Linked DNA regions of Homo sapiens: region 1 is linked to region 2. Evidence: read pairs that join two places in POLR2A ChIA-PET (ENCODE). Cell type or tissue: HepG2. All regions are shown on one strand. Links, peaks and the distances in the headings refer to the core of each region. The heading gives the core; the rest is flanking DNA. Region 1 holds the start of LOC124907990 (a long non-coding RNA gene). Region 2 overlaps WDFY1 (WD repeat and FYVE domain containing 1).

Region 1 (7,035 bases), core at 1,418-6,417, 78 kb before region 2:
CTGTTGTGCTCCATAACCTTCTCTGCTCCCCTTTAGAACACATTTCAGCTATTCCAGAGTCTCAGTTCCTGATAAAAGGAAAAGGGATGCTTGTTATAAGTGGTGATTTCATTACAGAAATTTTGAAGGCTACATAACGGTATACAGAATAATAAATATTCATATTCCCACCATCAGAAATAACTATATAGATATTTTAATATCTGTCCTGTTAGTCTTTTTTTGTGCCTGTGTATAATTTTTTTTTTTTTTTTGGGATGGAGTCTCGCTCTGTCGCCCAGACTGGAGTGCAGTGGTGGGATCTCGGCTCACTGCAAGCTCTGCCTCCTGGGTTCACGCCATTCTCCTGCCTCAGCCTCCCAAGTAGCTGGCACTACAAGCACCCGCCACCACACCTGGCTAATTTGTGCCTGTGTATAATTTTTACATAGTTAATTATACCATACTTTTTTCCAGTTAAGATATATCCAGAATGTATTACCATGTCTTTAAGTTTTCTTCAGAGATAGGTTCTTAACAGCCAAAGGATATTGTGTTGGATGGATGTCATTAACTGTTCCTTATTGTTGGACATTTTAGGTTATGTTCTCCCAGAAGCAATCCCTGAGCCAAGCATAAAGTGCAAGTGATTCATTAGGAAGTGCTCCCAGTTGAAATAGTAAGGGAAGGGGAGAAGTGGGAATTAGAAAGGGAAGAAACCAAGCAAGAAATACCAGGTGAAGTCCCACACTCAGAGCTCATGGGGAGCTCTGGAGAGTCAGTTAACAAGCAGACCAGTAGTCAATGGCTGTTAGTCCTCAGGGAGGGAGTGGTGTTTGTGAACTCTCAACCACTTAGGGCCAACCAAGAAAGTGGCCTTCAACTCCCACTAGTAATTGACCGAGGTAACAGGTATAAACCATTAGCAACAAAGCAGATAAAAACTAGGAGATAAGTGCACAAAGCTGGTAAAAGGTCACCCACAGTGTCCCCTCCATTGGAGATTTAATTTGCAATTATAATTGCTATTGCAATTATTTATTGCAGAGAATATTGCAATACTTTTGCTACTGAAAATAATAGTAAACATTTTTGGACCTGAATCTTTTTTATTATCACATTAGGATTGATTGATAGAAGGGGTATTACTGTTCCAATAGATAGATACATTATTAAGATTATTTATGCGTACTAGGGATTGCCTTTAAAAAAGATTTTTAAAAAATCAATTTACATTTCTAACACTTGACACTCATTTTTTAATTGGCAAGAATCCAGAGAGTGTTAGTTTCTCGTCTCTGAATTGGAGGCCCATAGGCATATCAGGGTTATTCTAAAGGATCAGAGAAATCATGTTCATGGCCCAGTTTTGATTATAGATTGATAAATAATATCTCAAAATATGATTTCTTAAAATGTATCTAGGTACTGATAAAAAGAATTTGGATTTTATTGACATGTTTAAGAATTCATGGTTGTATTTTATGTATTTTTACCAATACTAAAAACATGGTCATGAACTATGTGTAATATTTTTTATGTCTAAAAAAGGTACTTCCATGTCTCTTGCTGAAGAGAGAAATTAAAAAGGTACTTCCTTGTTTTTAAAGATTGAGAACCATTGGTCAATGTCACTATAATGTCTTGGGTCACCTCTTGGTTGCTGGATTAGGAAATCAGCCATTTGGACCATTACGTCTTAAAGACATATCAAAAAGAAAAGTCTATAGGACTTGATACATAGGTAAACCAGATTTAATGATCTGAGTCAGCAGACCGAAAAACATATCTCAGCACTATTAAAGGTTTTCTGGGACATACTCACCCCTCCCCCTCCATTCCCACAGTAATGGACCCCTCAGTTCTCTTACAGAGACGGCAAAACGCACCAGCATTGTCTTAATTTATTTCTGAGTCTTAAATAGTCTAAGGAAGTTATAAAGATACAGACAAGGCTTTATCAAGGTAGCAGTGTTTGACTGTTTTCTTAGCTTGATCCTTGAGACTTTCTAAATGGTTGCTGAAATACAAATCAGAGTATTTCAGGTCTTGAGCATTGAAGAGGACCAGAAGAAGAGAGCCAGCATTTACTGAACACTTGCTCTGAGCCAGGTATTAGGCTGGTTACTATGTCTTTCAGTTTGCACCTATTGAATTTCCATGGCCACCCTTGAGATATGATTTCTAATATGGCAGAGGACAAAGCTAAGACGGATGAAGATTGTGACTTGCCTTGGATCTCTTGGTTAATGGGTAGTAGGATTGGAATTTGAACTTTAGGTGAATTTTCCCGGAAACTTAGAGGAAAATAGAATGAATATCCTGTAATCTTGAATTTTAAAAGACAGACTGCTAACAAAGCTCTAATCCCCTCCTTCCCCCTAGCCTTTTCCCATCAACCCAAAGAGATTTCAGAATGGATAATATATGGATAAAAGGCACTTGATGTCAGAGTGTACTTTATAATAAAATATGTGTCTTTTCATTGAAGGGACCATTTGGATGTTGCTGCCATACTTTTCAGCGGCTGAAAAGGTATTTCCTAAACATTTTTAGGTTCCTTTTTGGCCAAATTAATTAGTGTCATAGAATGAGCATACACTTTGAAGGCAGACAAAAATTTAAGAAAAAATTCAGATGTCTCTAAGTCTTTCTCCACTAACCTGAAAAACACATTTTAAAACTACCAAGCTGCTGTCCCCTTGATAAGTTGGCATTTCCTGTTTGTTCTCTAAATTTTAAAGATGCTGAGTCATTTTGCTAGTACTTAGTACACTTCCCAAGGATAACCAAGATGTACTTTAGTTTGCTTGTTCACCTGATTTGGTATCATAAGAAAATGTGGTAGATGTTTGGAAAATGAATACAGGTCTTGGTGGACATTATTTCAGTAATGCTTATACAGATTTGAGAGACAGAGACCATATGTGAGGCTTAACCCCGATTACTTGTACATTAACAATTACTGTCATCTTACAGAGACAGCCTTAATCTCCATGGCTCACCTCCTGAAGAGTTTCTAGAATGCCTCTTGCCAAACACCGTTGAGTGTTGGCAAAGTACTGATGAGAAATGTTTGGTCTGAATGCTGGACAGCACGATTTTACTTAAGGCCATTCAGAAGTCTCAGTTTGGCAGCCACAAACCTTGCCTGTACATTTGTTTTGTTGTTGTTTTTTTTTTGAGACAGAGTCTCACTCTGTCACCTGGGCTGGAGTGCAGTAGCACAATCTCGGCTCACTGCAGCCTCCACCTCCTGGGTTCAAGCGATTCCCACACCTCAGCCTCTGGAGTAGCTGGGATTATAGGCATGTGCTACCACACCCAGCTGATTTTTGTATTTCTAATAGAGACAGGGTTAAGCCATGTTGGCCAGGCTGGTTTCGAACTCCTGGCCTCAAGCACTCTGCCCACCTCGGCCTTCCAAAGTGCTGGGGTTACGGGCTTGAGCCACCGTGCCCGGCCTGTACATTTATTTCTTTGGGAAGCCCTGGCAGGAAAAGCTGTTGAGAGATGTCATGATTCGGACAAAACATACCTGCTGTTTTTCTCTACCTGCTGTAGCCCCTGTAGATTAATAAGGGGCCTTAGGTTCCAAGAACCAGGATCCTAGCAACACAGAGACTAGAAGGATGGCGAGACTTTCCCAGTGCCTGAGAAGGTGTCAGCTTTCACTGAGGGGCGGGGAGGGGAGAGGCTGAGATAAATCCGGGGACTCACCTTGCCGTGCTGTGTGTCGGTTGTTTGTCGCTGGCATCTGCACTGTTAGGATTCCATTTTTAGGCTGGGCTTGATTCAGGAGGCTCGCTGCTGTCACACGAGGGCAATCCACTTTGATTCTCCCAGCCCAGCTTTTAATGCCCAGCAGACTCCTTTATCTTGTCATCATCCAGCGAGCCTCCCTCGGTCTAGATGGCCATGGGAGGCAAACCCGTTCAGTGTCAGCAGCTGGTCTTTCATAATTTGATTTTCCAGTGATGTTTGAGCCATCGGTGTGAAACAGTCACCAGTCTGGCTCTCATAATTTGAATTTCAGTATTTGGATATATTCCAGAGAGTGGTGTAAATGGACTTTGGATTTTCCTTATCACTGTTGCTCAGCATTTCCACAGTTTAAAACATTTAGGGTTTATTAGATAAGGGTGCTCAGTGCTACTGTTTCTCACTAAAAGGAACCAGAGCTCCCTGGAGAAGTGGCTGATTCCATCTGGAACAGAAGATGTATAAAATGAGCCTAAACATCTAGTCAAACCGGAAAGCAAGGAGGCTAACAAGACTGTAGGGTTGTATCAGAAGGTTTAAGAACGAGTGTGAAGAGGCTCATTTTGAGCACCAATAAGAATAAATTTGCAGTGGATCGAGACCCTTAAAGTATGTTGAAAAACACGAGTTTATAGTGATACAGAAAATAGAACCCTCTGGTCAATCAACCTATTTTGAATTATTTTGAAAACTGTTGGATATGGGAAATGAATGAAGAATTTGTCCTGCCCTTGTAACACAAAATAAACCTCAGGGCAACCAAGTAGTTGATTATGGAAAACTTCTTTTTATATAAATATTCTAATTAATAAGTGAGGGAGGAAAGTTAGAATTATAACAGCACCCACATTTGGTAACTCTTAATAAAACAGTGCACTTAGGCGGTCATCATAAGTAGCTTGCTAACACCACAAAAAGAGACAGTCAGCTACCGTCTACTGATTTCACCACCCTCTACGGCACCTCTACAAAATATTCTTACAAAAAGAGAAAATTGACTTGAATCTGATCAGTCCCTACAGCTGGGGTCAGCAGGCTTTTCACGTAGAGGGCCACATAATAACTGTTTTTGGCTTTGCAGGCTATACCGTCTCTCTTGCAGCCGGGCACCTCTGCTCAGCTCCCTATCATAGCACAGATGCAGCCATAAACAAAGAAAAAAGCGTGGCCAGATCTGGCCCATGGGCCGTAGCTTGCAGACCCCTGCTCTAGCTCTAACAGTTTACAGGAAGGACAGAAGACAGAGAAACTTGTTGAACAGCATGACATTAATGCAGTTAGCAAAATCTACCCTGGGGAAACTCTACAGGGCAAATAACCTGTTTTTTTCAACAGAAAAAATTCCAAGGTTAAAAATGAAGCAACTAGTGGAAGATGAAACAAACAAACAACCAAAAAAACAAAGGCAAGAGGTGTAACCAGTTGCAATGTATGGAGCTTACTTAGATCGTAATTCAAATATACTATAAAAAATGCGAACATGGACTAGATATTTGACATGTTAAGGAGTTATTTTGCGGTGTGATAATGATGTCATGGATATCTATTTTAAATCCTTAGGCTGAGTCTATATGTTGAAATTATTTTGAATGATATTATATGATGTCTGCAGTTAACTCCAAAATCATCTTTGATTTGAGTAGAAATAAACCAAGCCGTGAGTTAATAATTGTTTTTTCTGGATGTTGAGTATGGGGGGGAGTATTAAATATTTGCATATGTTTGATATTTCCCATGATATAATGTTTTTAAAAATATATGTATGTTTTATAAAACATGATCACTTTAAACCTTTTATAGAGAATGAGAGAGCATGGAGAACTTTTCCTTCATTAGACGCTTCTGTGTCCTCCCAAAATAGGTGTGCACCATCCAGCTATGAATGGACCCAGAAGAGTCTTTCCAGTGGTTTTTCCCACCAAGCTGTCTGCCTACAACTTACTTATTATGCTACATAGAGCAGACTAGTGTCATATTATTTATCATTTGTTCATGCACTATATGTAAACTTTTATTTCATAAAAAGAATTTATTAGGTAGAAAATGAGCTTCATGTTTTGTGTCTGGCTATCCTAGTTGCCACTGTTCAGTTGTTCAGCACTGGTTCCAGGCTAAGGGGTCTCGTCACAGGTGCTCACACAGCCTGGAGAGGTGATGGCAGTGGCGGCCATGGCAGGGTGTGAGGCAGCAGGGAGCAGCGGGAGCGAGGCACGCTGGAAAGTGGGTGCCCAGCCCATAAGGGGTGGCGTCTGTGCAGAACATTTGCCATGGGGGTGAGGGTCCAGTAGTACTAGAACGTCCACTCTTTTTCATTTTTCCTGAGAATAACCCTAATCTAGACTTGTGACATTTTTTGACTTTTAGTTGCTAAAAATATTTTTAGAATACTCTGTATTGCACATCAAACACTTGCTGGATTAGTCCCACGGGTCAACCTCTGATTTTGTGTCTACCAATGAATGGTAAGGCCCTAAACTGACCCTGTGGGCACCAGGAGTCTACAGTCCCTGCTTTCCGTGAGCTTCCAGTCTACTTGCGAGGAAAGAAAACATACTTGGAAAACAACTAAAATGAGACAGGCAAATAGGAAATGCTATAGGAATTCAAAGAAGAGAATAAAGAACCTCATCTTTAACAATCAGGAAAAACATCACACACACCGTGGAAGGAGTTGGGTAGAAGTGTCACTGTTGCTAGGTGGAGGCTAAGGGAGAGAAGCAGAGGCTCGGGCTTGGGTAAGCAAGCTCTTTCAACAGAAACTATGATTCTTGAAAAAGAGAAGAGTTGGTAGATTTTTGGAGACTAGTACCCCTCCCCACCAGTGGATAATTTTTCTGAACGATCAAGTGAAAACAGGTAGCAAACTGTTGAAAGTATAGCACTGCAATTCAGCAGAGAGTTTGAGGATTTGAGCTGCATATTTGAGCATCACCTGTGTAGAAGAGATGGTTGACGCCATTGGGTCTATAGAGAGTGGGTTCCTCTAATGTCTGCTATTGGCAAGCAGTCTATTTATAAATGTTAGGGTTATATTTTGAGTCTGGCATTTGCAAAACTACCATCCCATTATTTACTACGTTAAATCATGGTTAAAACTCAAAGCAGTACCCAGCTATTTCATAAACATTCCCCGTATTGGAAAGGAGAAAGGTTTGAAGTAAGAGAAACTAGAAGAACATAGGGAAGGAGATACCTGGCATTTGGAAGGATATGCCTGTGGCGATGGCTCTACTGATGGGCTTATGATCTTCCCTCCAATGATGGCCTAGAGACCTATTTTTACTGTTGTGAAAC
Region 2 (7,035 bases), core at 849-5,848:
CAATGTGGTGAGACACCCCATCTCTACTAAAAATACAAAAATTAGCTGGGTGAGGTGTTGTGCGCCTGTAGTCCCAGCTACTCGGTAGGCTAAGGCAGGAGAATTGCTTGAACTTGGGAAGCGGAGGTTGCAGTGAGCTGAGATTGTGCCACTTTACTCCAGCCTGGGTGACAGAGTGAGATTCTCTTTCTCAAAAAAAAAAAAAAAAAAAAAAAGAAAAGAAAAAGGCTGCTATTCCTTATTAGAAACTGTGCTTCTTTGTGATTCCTTTAATTTGTGTTTTAAGACTTCTAGGCCATGGATAGGGTTCGAGACTTTTTTTTTTTTTTTTTTTTGAGGCAGGGTCTCACTCTGTCTCCCAGGCTGGTGTGCAGTGGCACAATCAGAGCTCACTGTAGCCTCCACCTCCTGGGCTCAAACGATCCTTCCACCTCAGCCTCCTGAGTTTGAGACCACAGACATGTACCACCACTCCTTGCTAATTTTTGATTTTTTTTTGTAGAGATGGGGGGGGGTCTCACTATGTTGCCCAGGCTGGTCTTGAACTCGTGGGCTCAAGTGATCCTCCAGCCTCAGTCTGCCAAGTAGCTGGGATAACAGACGTGTGCCACCATGCCCAGCTAATTTATTTTTATTTTTTGTAGAGACAGGGTATTGGTATGTTGCCAGGCTGGTCTCAAGCCCCTAGGCTCAAGTGATCCTCCCACCTCAGCCTCCCAGAGTACTGGGATTACAGGTCTGAGCCACTGTGCCTGGCCAGACTTTGTAATGTAAGAAAGTGTTGCCTAGATCCTCCATGGACTCCAGCCTGTCTAGATTATTCCTGCTCTTCAGTGATTAGAGTGGTTTCTAGGCTTCTTGATGGCACAAGGATCACAAAAAATTATTTTTATGCTAACAGTGAAAAGATTACAGCAAGAATGGTTTGGAGTAAAAAAAAAAAAAAAAAATCTGCAGGTTTTCAGCCAATCTGGCTTCTGGAAGGGTGATATTTGTTTAAAGGGGGTGCAAATGCTGGGGCCACCCAGTGGCTTCTTCCCTGGATAAAATCTGCCTGTGGTGACATCAGCAGTCTAATTCTTGGTCACAGACCCTTGAAGCTGTCCTGTGGGAGGGGATGGAAATTTCTGTTTTTCTCAGCCAATCTAATTCTCCTCTACAAAATGAGGCTGGTTTCTCTGCCTTTTAATTTAGAGAATAAATTCAATAACAATCTAACATTTTCTCTCCCTGTTACCAAAGGAGAAAGACTTCTTTTTGCAGCAAGAATGAACAGGGCAGAATTCCAGAGACTCGTTGGAAGGAAATTGCTATTTATTCGATAAAAACAGATGGCAATGATAGCTATGTTGTTCGTTCCCCCTTTCAGGCAAACGTCTTAATGTTATAGAAACCATCTAGCATGCCAGAAGTACACTTTTTTTTTTTCCTGTATCCCCTGGAGGTACTGTCAGACTAGGAAAAAATATCCTTTGCTATAGGTGACAGAAATGTTCACAGATTTACCAAGATTTGAAATAGTATCAGCATCCCTAAGAATGACCAGAAAATCAGATTTTCTCAGAATTACTGTTTGCCCAGAGTTTAAAAGAAATCAGGACCTTGGACTTAATTTGTAACATATAGTATGCCCTTTTAAAATGATTAATTGAATGATCTCTTTTTATCAGTTTAGAATTTAAGGATGGTTAAATTGCTTTAATTTAGCTGTTTTTGGAGTGATTAGGGTGTGTTTTTGAGAAAGTTTAAAAAAGATATTCAGTTTCAGAGATATTGCTGTTTCAGGCCAGGTAGAACTTGGTGTGATTTTGTAGAAATAATTATGTGCTAGTTGAGTCTGCTTATTAAAGTCTGGACATCAATTTCAAGGTAATCGACCCGGCGCCATGGCTCATGCCTGTAATCCCAGCACTTTGGGAGGCCGAGGTGGGCGAATCACAATGTCAGGAGATCGAGACCATCCTGGCTAACACGGTGAAACCCTGTCTCTACTAAAAATACAAAAAATTAGCCAGGCGTGGTGGCAGGCACCTGTAGTCCCAGCTGCTCGGGAGGCTGAGGCAGGAGAATGGCGTGAACCCAGGAGGTGGAGCTTGCAGTGAGCCGAGATTGCACCACTGCACTCCAGCCTGGGTGACAGAGCGAGACTTCGTCTCAAAAAAAAAAAAAAAAAAAAAAAGGTACTCATACTGGTAATACATACTAGAAAATATGTATTGAACCCAAATGTATACCCTTATGGAATTACAGGTTTAAAAATATTTCCAGTGCCCTTTCTGGTATGGGGAAAAAAAAAAAATTAGACCAATTAGGCCAGGTGCAGTGGCTCACGCCTGTAATCCCAGCACTTTGGGAGGCCGAGGTAGGTGGACCACTTGAGGCCAGGAGTTCAAGACCAGCCTGGCCAACATGGCGAAACCCTGTCTGTACTAAAAATACAAAAATTAGCTGGGTGTGGTAGTGCATGCCTGTAGTCCCAGCTACTTGGGAAGCTGAGGCAAGAGAATTGCTTGAACCCGGGAGGCAGAGGCTGCAGTGAGCTGAGATCACGCCACTGCCTCCAACCTGTGCAACAGAGCAAGACTCTGTCTCAAAAAAAAAAAAAAAAAAGAAAGAAAAATATTAATGACTCCTGCAAGATGCCTCCTGGTTTGTGAGCCAGTGCTTTTCAGAGGAAAAAATTGTACCTTGAATCTATCTTTGCTCCTACTGTATTGTGGCTTAAATAGATGAGGCTTTCAAGACTTAGTGATTCCCTTAAGTGTATTTTAACCTTATTTTTAATTGGCTCTTTGATAGAGTTTAACAGTAGAAATAAAAAGGAATCCTTCTACTTATTATGATCATCAGGCATATCTTTCAGCAGATCAAAGATTAATCTCCCTGGAATAAACACTTTATTCTTAATCATAACTGTGGTTATAACTCCACTTTTCATATATCTACTATAGGAAGGTAAAGCATACAGAAGTTTTATCCTTGGTAGACAGGATAACAAACATTACTATATGATATTTAAGAGTAATAACTTTATTTTGTACTTCAGTGACTGCTTCCATTTTTAAGGATTCAAATTAGCACTTTTGCAAAATGGGAATCCTGTATTTCAATTAAGAGTTGAAATGGAGTTATTCGTACTATCTACTTTAAAATCCTTGGCATTCAATAAATGCCAAATGCTTTTTATTTTTAATTTTAACCTCAGATTCCTATGGTTCTTAAAGGTATATTATTTATTTGGAACAGAAAGCATGGTGTCAGTTAGCTCGTGCTACATAACAAACTACCTCAAAACTCAGTGGCTTAAAACAGCAGGGATTTGTCATTGTTCATGAGCCTACAGGTCACCTAGGCAGTGCTTCTGGCCTCAGCCAGGCTCACTCATGCTTGTGGCCAGCCGTGGGCCAGCTCTGCTGAGCTTAGCTGGACTCTTTCTCATGCCTGGGAGTGAGCTTGCTACAGGCGGGCCGAGGATGGCTTCAGCTAGGACAGTTGAGCTCTCTCCCATGTCGTCATTTGTCCTCTGGTAGGCTGGCCCCTGTGGTTCATGTGACGTGGCAGTCTTCCAAGACACAGAGTGAGAGCAAACCAGGCCTCAGGACCCAGTACTAGCACCCCATTCAGCCACATTTTTTTAAACATAGCGTCACTAGCCAACCCATATTCAAGGCTCAGAGAAATAGGCAAGGCACGGCAGTTCATGCCTGGGAGGCCAAGGAGGGCGGATCACGTGAGGTCAGGAATTCGAGACCAGTATGGTCAACATGGTGAAACCCCGTCTCTACTAAAAATACACAAACTTAGCCTGGCGTGGTGGCGCATGCCTGTAATCCCAGCTACTCAGGAGGCTGAGGCAAGAGAATCGCCTGAACCCGGTAGGCGGAGGTTGCAGTGAGCCGAGATCAAGCCATTGCACTCCAGCCTGGGTGACAGAACCGGACTCCGTCTCAAAACAAAAACAAGGCTCAGAGAAATATATTCCATCTCTTGATGGAAAGAGCTGCAAAATGGCTGATTGTAAGGAGCGTGGATGCAGGGAGGAGTAAAGAATTGAGCACATTGTTTTTTAAATTGTTTCACCACAGGCACTTACATACAATATCGCACGCTGTAGCTAGATTGGGCTAAATCTAGAGCTGGAGGTAGTGAGAGACTTTGTTGGAATCACCACTCGTATTTAGCACAGAGGTCAGTATTTCTTTGAACCAAGTGAGCTTTGAAGTTAGACCTGAACTTTTCCATACTCTGATTTATTTGGGGGGAAAAAGTAATTTACTGCTTCTTGTTTCCTTATTGTTTAGGAATTACTGCTTTGGAGGATAAAGTGTGGATTTCTAAAAAGCCTTTAAAAAAGTTTTACTTACTTACCACATAAGGCTGCTTTGCTTTGAATTGTTTACTTTGATAATGTTTTAAAGATGAACTTTCACCATCTTGATAAGAGAGAAAGTTGGTCAAACAACTAAATGAAGTCAGTCTGATGCAGTGCTGCTGTTGGTTTGTGTGATTTTCAGATCGTATCTCTCCTTGCTTCTGCTTCCTTAAGTGTAAAATGAAGGCAGAAGCGCCTGTCATCCCTGCCATCAGGATGTGGCACCTCGTTCTCAACAGACCACAAGCTTTTCATGAATCTTTATTTTTTTAAATTTTTTTTAGAGAAGGTGGTAGAGGGAAGTTCAGGGAGGTGCAGGGAGGTGGGAAATCACAGAGTTGCTTTTCACGAATCTTGATGTGTGTCTAGAATGCAGGAACATTCTTGTGTGTGCCACAACAGTTCAGTGTTGTGAGCTTGCAGGAAGTTAAGCAGGAGGCTGGGCACGGTGGCTCATGCCTGTAATCCCAGCACTTTGGGAGATCGAGGTGGGCAGATCACCTGAGGTCAGGAGTTCAAGACCAGCCTGACCAACATGGTGAAACCCCATCTCTACTAAAAATACAAAAATTAGCTGGGCATGGTGGTGGGTGCCTGTAATCCCAGCTACTAGCGGGGCTGAGGCAGGAGAATCGCTTGAACCCGGGAGGCGGAGGTTGCAGTGAGAAGAGATCTCACCATCACACTCCAGCCTGGGCATAAAGAGCAAAACTCTGTCTCAAAAAAAAAAAAAAACAAAAAACAGAAAGAAAAAAAAAAAGAAGTTAGACAGGGACACATGCTGATGGAGAGGCACAGTTTATTGCCTTATAACTTTCAGGCCCAAGAGCTAGGTGCCTTTTGGGAGCATCTTCTCCTTCACTGTCCTTCTGCATCTGATGTCTTGGCCAGCTCTGCTGGCTCTGCCTTCTGCTCACTGCTCCTTTGGGAACGATGCTATCAAGGCCCCTGGCTACCCAGGCACCTCTAGTCTGGTGTCCAGGTCCATGTCTCCTTTTTGGTCCTGGGGCTCTCTCACCCCCCCTGCAATAACATCTGCAGACACGTTGAATCCACTAATAGACTCACTGGGGGCAGATGGTGCTCCAGAATCCCAAGCCTGACCCAAGGCACAAGTTCATTTGAAGGCCAGCATAGGCCAGGGTGAGTGTACTCAGCGATGGACAACTGAAGCCTCTGGCATCTGCCTTATGGAAAAAAGGAAAGTTGTGCCACTATATTTGAAATTGCTTCGGATTCCAATGACTTCTGTTTTTGCTTTTGGTGGGGACAGCAATTTAAAGGATAGACTCTTAGGGAGTGGAACATTTTAACATGTAGAATTTTAGGTAGCCACTCTTGAAAACCACATAAAATAAGTCCCTAAGTGCCTCAAGGCTCATTGCGCAAAATGTTTAATTGTGGCTCACTGGGGAGGTCGGTCAGCAGGTATCCTGCTGTTCTGCCAGAACTCAGCCTCCGTATCTTTTCTCTGGGGTTCTCACAAGGAGCCCAGGACATTGTCTGCCTTGGAGGTGGGTTCTCTTCTCCTCCCCTTCTCCTGTCCTTTATCAGCCTCCCTACCTGCCCTGCCCAGCCTGATGTAGTGTGGTTGCATAATTTAGTTATATGATTTGATACAAGCATACCTTGTTTTATTGTGCTTCTCAGATACTGCATTTTGTACACATTGAAGGTTTATGGCAACCATGCACCAGGCAAGTCTATCTGTGCCATTTTTCCAATACATTGTGCTCACTTTGTGTCTCTGTGTCACATTTTGGTAATTCTTGCAATATTCCAAACTTTATTATTATATCTGTTGTGGTGGTCTGTGTTCAGTGATCTTTGATATTACTATTGTAATTGTTTTGGGGAGCCACAAACTGTGCCCACATAAGATGGCAAACTTAAATGATAGTGTGTGTGATCTGAATACTCCATCAACGGGCTGTTACCCTATGTCTGTCTGTCTCTCTCTCTCTCCCTCCCTCTTTCCCTGCCTCCCTCCTTTCCCCCTTTCCCCCCAGGCCTCCTTATTCCCTGAGACACAACAATATTGAAATTAGGCCAGTGAATAACCCTACAATAGCCTCTGAGTGTTCAAGTGAAAGGAAGAGTCACATATCTCTAACTTTAAATCAAACGTTAGAAATGATTAAGCTTAGTGAGGAAGGCACATCAAAAGCTGAGACAGGCCGAAAGCTAGGCCTTTTGCACCAAACAGCCAAGTTATGGATGCAAATGAAAAGTTCTTGAAGGAAATTAAAAGTGCTAATCTAGTGAAAACATGAATAAGAAAGCAAAACAGCCTTATTGATGATACGGAGAAAGGTTTAGTGATCTGAATAGAAGATCAGACCAGCCACAACATTCTCTTAAGCCAAAGCCTCATCCAGAGCAAGGCCTTAATCCTCTTCGATTTTATGAAGCCTGAGAGGGGTGAGGAAGCTACAGAAGAAAAGTTTGAAGCTAGCAGAATTGGCACATTAGGTTTAAGGAAAGAAGCAGTCTACATAACATAAAAGTGCAAAGTGAAGCATCAAGTGCTAATGTAGAAGCTGCAGCAAGTTATCCAGAAGATCTAGTGAAGATAATTGGCAAAAGCAATTACATTAAACAATAGATTTTCAATGCAGACCAAACAATTCTTTTGGAAGAAGATGCCATCTAGGACTTTCATA

What was found. Peaks named below come from ENCODE experiments on the same cell type or tissue, not always from the same donor. Only the 100,000 strongest peaks of a DNase experiment are listed, where the experiment ranks them.
Region 1: POLR2A ChIA-PET joins it to region 2 with 5 read pairs; 1 of 35 experiments calls an interaction of 5 or more read pairs at or near these places.

What each region holds. Positions count from the first base shown.
Region 1 is chr2:224,005,822-224,012,856 of GRCh38, reverse strand. All of the region lies in intron 1 of SERPINE2 (serpin family E member 2), which reads left to right. LOC124907990 (a long non-coding RNA gene) reads right to left here and starts at 3,980. Exons shown (of 2, transcript XR_007088102.1): 1 at 3,700-3,980. RefSeq lists enhancers at 2,860-3,435, 2,360-3,559. In HepG2, for the core only: no CTCF peak of the experiment used is centred there; a DNase peak (open chromatin) is centred at 3,946.
Region 2 is chr2:223,927,262-223,934,296 of GRCh38, reverse strand. All of the region lies in intron 1 of WDFY1 (WD repeat and FYVE domain containing 1), which reads left to right. Among named protein-coding and RNA genes, the nearest start is that of WDFY1, 15 kb to the left of the region's middle. In HepG2, for the core only: no CTCF peak of the experiment used is centred there; DNase peaks (open chromatin) are centred at 3,596, 4,136 and 4,486; H3K4me3 peaks cover 2,258 bases.